2 separate regions of the Homo sapiens genome follow, and region 1 is linked to region 2. Evidence: read pairs that join two places in POLR2A ChIA-PET (ENCODE). Cell type or tissue: PC-9. All regions are shown on one strand.

What was found. Peaks named below come from ENCODE experiments on the same cell type or tissue, not always from the same donor. Only the 100,000 strongest peaks of a DNase experiment are listed, where the experiment ranks them.
Region 1: POLR2A ChIA-PET joins it to region 2 with 10 read pairs; 2 of 35 experiments call an interaction of 5 or more read pairs at or near these places.

Annotation. Positions count from the first base shown.
Region 1 is chr3:65,502,524-65,505,023 of GRCh38, reverse strand. All of the region lies in intron 2 of MAGI1 (membrane associated guanylate kinase, WW and PDZ domain containing 1), which reads left to right. Among named protein-coding and RNA genes, the nearest start is that of LINC02040, 330 kb to the right of the region's middle. In PC-9, no CTCF peak of the experiment used is centred here; a DNase peak (open chromatin) is centred at 1,003.
Region 2 is chr3:65,701,550-65,704,049 of GRCh38, reverse strand. The region is part of intron 1 of MAGI1 (membrane associated guanylate kinase, WW and PDZ domain containing 1); the gene reads left to right. Among named protein-coding and RNA genes, the nearest start is that of MAGI1-AS1, 190 kb to the left of the region's middle. In PC-9, no CTCF peak of the experiment used is centred here; no DNase peak of the experiment used is centred here.

The DNA.
Region 1 (2,500 bases), 200 kb after region 2:
TGATTTCTGATAAATGTGTATCTAATGCTGAAGATTCTTATCCTTTATTTCCTGGATGCTTTTTAATACTGTTTGAAATGAATCAGTTACAACCTGAGAACTCTCATGTTCCTGACTTTAATGAATGCGAGGTTTCCATGAGTTTGTATGTGCCAAAGTTCCCTTCCCTGAAAAATGAGGAAAAATGGTTAATGTTCATGTTCAGGTTGACTTTCCTGTGGAATGTTTTCTGGTCCTCCTCAGTATTCTGGTTAAGAGGCAGTAAGACATAGTTCCTGACAGTTTAGGTTTGGGATCAAAGAGGTTGTGGGGAAGGGTTTTACCAGCTTTCTTCTCCCAGACCGTCAACTCCATCAGCTCCCTGCTATGTTTCCTGGATGAAGACAGTGTTGATTTATTCAACCCTGGGTGAAGAGCTGTGGAAATTCAGCTGCACCTCGCTCCTCCACTAGTTTATCCTCCCACCCCTCCCCAATGTCTTCTTTGTGTACAGAAGTTCCCACCTAGTAACAAAAACCTGGTTTCAAGTCCTGGTCCTGACACTTACCAGCTGTGTAATTCTTGGCAAGTCACATAATGTGTGCATGTTTTCTCATCTGTGACATAGGATAATAATATTAACTACTTTATAGTGTTGTTGCAAGGATTAAATGAGATAATGCATATAAAGAATAGACGTTGGCCTAAATACAGATTTTTTAAATGAACATAATTTTCTAATGCCTTTAATTTGCTGAGGGGTTTGTATCCTTGCACATGAATGTATTTGGTCTCACAATCATTCTGTGATATAGTCAGAGCAGTAGTTACCCTTTTTGTTTTACAGATAAGGACATTGAGTGCATAAAAGGGAATGTTCCAAGGTAGTCACATAATTAATTTAGTGGCAGAGCTGGATCAAGACTGGTTCTTCTTACATCAGCTCCTTGAGCTGCTGTTTTTGTTTATTACTGGGAACCATTTGCTTGCCCTAGACAAACATATACTCTCTTTTTGTATTATATGATTCATTCAACAATCTGGAAGGTTCACATTTTTCTTTGACATAATGTGGATCTCCTTGAAAGGTAACATGTTTACACTTAACTGAGAGCACCTGGCTTCCAGGAAAAGGATACATGGACGGTTTGAATAGTTCCTTTGGAGCTACTTGGATTTGGCACTCAAAACTTCTTCTTTTCCTTCATCCCATGTCATAGCTATAGAGAAAAGAGCTAGAAGTAGGATCATGAAAACCAGATCAGATGCTTCCCATCTCTCATGTCTAGGCCACTTTTGCAAATCATCAGTACAATGGAATAAATGCCAAGTCCTTATTTATTTCAAGTATTGTAGGTGTGGTTTTTAAAACGAGATTCCAATACCTTCATCACACAGTGTTCTTCCATGCAAGATGGAACCTGAAATGGTCTGCTGATCCCAAACATGCAAGTTATAGCTGGAATAAAATAATTGTCTTTACACACCTGCTGTTGAATGGCTTGGCATTATTCCATTTATGAGACACAATTACTGACACTACTGTGTTGAGATCTGGGATAGAAAAAATAAGGGTCCTGTTTCTGACCTTTGTTATCATAGTTGAGAGTTTTGGACAGAGAATGCCCCATTATTCAAAATGGTGCTTCTAGAAAGGATCCATTTATGTTGCCCTGAGTGGCCTTGCTTCCTTGTGAAGTGATTTGTAGATTACCACATATAAAGTGTTAAATAACTCAACAACTTCCCCTGATTCCTGAGGAGGAGGCTGGCCTTCTTTATTCGTGTTTATTTTATAATGTGTTATAGGGATGACAATCAGTCAAGTCTCTTTTAGCTGCTTTCTCATTTACAATGAGGCATCAATTCTGATTAGACACAGACCCAAACTGATTCCAAGTTCTCAGAAGACAAGGATCTTACCTTTTCAACTTTGTTCTGCTGGAGGTACAGCACACCTGGGAGTGGGGAGGGGGCAGTGTATGTGTGTGTGTGTTGCTTAGTGACACTAACAATTTGAGTCACATTTATTCACGTGACCCTTTTGAGTCTACATAGCTGTCTCATCTGGGATTACCTGTATCATGGATTTTTACCCCCTCTCTCCACTGTTCGTTTTCTAACCACTCCCACCCTCCAAAGTAGTATGAGCCATAGATTTTCTTTCAGCCCTTTCCTTGGCACCATGACCACCTTACCCACACACCTTTTCTTTTCACATTGGAATTGTTTCTGCTTCAACGCACCCTTCTGTCTCCCTCTCTCACCTTTGGGTCCCTAATTCCTAATGTAATGGTATTTGGAGGAGGAGCCTTTAGGAGTTAATTAACCAAAGGTCAGATTCTCGTGATGGAATTAATGCCCCATGTAAAAAGGGGAAGGGCTTTCATTTCCTGCCATGTGAAGATACAGCAAAAAGGCAGCTGTCTGAAAATCAAGAAGAGGGTCCTCTCACCAGACAGTTCTTGTTATGTTACCCAGGCTGGATTTGAACTACTGGGTTCAAGCAATCCTCCCACTT
Region 2 (2,500 bases):
TTCATTAACTGAGACCCTTAAAACGCAAAGTAAGCAATAAAAAGGGTTGTTCAGATTGTACCAGCTTCCCAAAAAAACTCACTGAATTCTAAGCAAGTGAATTTCTTGAAACAACTTTAAGCCCATGCATGTCTAAGAAATCCCTAGCTAACACTGAAGTTAACAGTTCCCAGGGTTAATGGGAGGTCAGGTAGAATTTTATTGACATCCTCATTGCTATTACTAATCTAGAACTCATTTTCCTGAGGTTCATTTACCCAAGCAAGTTGGTACAATGGCACTCTCCCTCCTTCTCTCCCGCAGGCATCCCCGTCAATGAGGTGGAGGCATCTGGGCACACTGGGAAGCCTGTGTATATTCTTTGGTGTCATCTAAACTATAAATTAGCCTGCCACTTTCTATTAGTGTGACCTTAGGTGAGTTTTGCACATTTTGAGTCTGAGATGACTGCAAGATATCCAAGTAGCAGTGTCCAAGAGGCAGCTGGATTTCTGGGAGGAGCTCAGGAAGAAAGGTCCTGGCTGGAAGATCCATCAGCAGAGAAAGAGCAATTGAAGCCTTGGGCTTGGGTAGAATTGCCTAAGGGCAGTTCATCTAATGAAATGAGAAAGGGCACCTGGAGTATATTTAAATATTCTTAGACAATTTTTTTTTATTGGGTCTTTATTCTAATCAGGGAGAAAACTTGTCCAGGGCAATCTTGCTAGCATTTGAATAGACAATTGACTGGCCAGTCATGGGTCCTCACTTACACCCTACTCCTGCGTCCAGCAGATGCCCTTGTGGTGTTCATTACTCTAGTTAAACTCACTGGGCATTGGAGCAGTTGTCAGATTTGCTCATCTTCTGGTTCAGTAGTCAGGAAGCACGTATAGCAGCAAAGACTGAAAGCCAGCCACCCCCTGCCAAAACAGTAGAGAGATGCGCATCATGCCTTGAAGGCCAAATGAGGCAGATTGTCAGGTGCAGCATGGTGCTCCTGAACGTGGAGGGTGGGCTGCCTCTCCAAGCCCGTCCTCTCAGTGTCTCTGCTCCAGATTCTGCTTGCAAGTATTCTATGAAGGTGGGTACCTTCCATCATTCTCAGCAGGGGGTAGTCCTGCATCTCAGAGATCTAAGGAAGACGGTTTCTCACCACCATATGCTGAGCCCAAGCTTTTGGGAGTGGAAATAAAAAGGAGGAGCTGCTTATTTATTTATTTATGTGATAAGTGTGCATTAAGGCTTTAGGAATATCCTGGTTGTCAAGATGGACAGGGTCCCTGCTTTCAAGGAGTTCAGATCCTGAAGGAGATAAGTAAGTAAAACAAACAAAATAAGTACCAGTGGTTGTAGTACATACAGGTGGCCTAACAGAAAATAATTGGGTTATCTTCTTTAGCTAAGGAAGGCCTCTCAGAGAAGGGAGCTTTAAGGCTGTGCCCTGAAGGATGCAAAGGCGTGTAGAAGAGTCAAGAGCATTTAAAGAACAAGCAAAAAGACCAGGGTAGGAGAGGGCTTGGTAATTAATTCTAGAAAGTGAGAAGAGGCTAGCAAGACTAGTTAATAGCTTCTGGCCTGGATTCTGCATATATATTGTAAAATTGACACCTTACTGTCGTGTGTGTCACCTCTGCCATGTGAGAGATGTCTCCTGGGGTAGCCTGCACATGGTCCCATGATAAATTACAACATTGACCTTAAAGGTTATGGCAGTATTGGGTTCCACTGTGGAAACTCTTTCTGCCTAATGACTACATCCAAGAGGTGGTTTGTTGTGTTTGTGCGTTGATTTTTAAAGAAGCAGGGTGGCTAAAGATTGCCTGTAACTAGGGTGAGGCCTTATAAGCTGACACTTAAAAAATATATGTATATAAATTCCACTTGATATTTGGATTTAATGCTGCTATTATGGGGGACCAGTGGGCTCGCTCGTAAACACAGGTACTGAATACTGATCAGAAACCTTCAGATTTGTCATCTTCAGTATAGCAAATGTTCCATCTAGAGTGCTGAGCCAAGGGGGTAGATTTCCTAAGGGCCACATCCTAGGGAGAGCAAAAAAAATAAATAAATAAAATAACAAGCGTCGGGGAATATATGCAGGCATTGTGTGGGATTTGCATATAATTTGCATAGCGCTTGATAAGCTAAAATCTGTTCTCAGAAAATGTTCAAATTAAAATTTTATCACGGCTACCAGTGCAGCCATTTCTTACTATTTTCTCCTCTATTTTATTCTTTTGCTCATATTGGCTGTCTCTGATTCATATATCTTTTTGTTAGAAATGTACAGCTGTGATTCTGAGCATCAAGGAAGAAAAAAGGGAAAAATCTGAGTCCACCAGAGACCATTTCTTGGCAAATGAAGTTCTTATTCAAGCTCTTCCTAGTCACATCTTTTTCAGTCCTATAATAAAAGTGCCTTTATTTGGGGTCTGTCTTGGAAGCTCAAGGGAGCCATGTGTGTGACAGGAAAAAAAAAAGAAAAGTGAACCTTGCATTAAAAGCTACTTGGGAC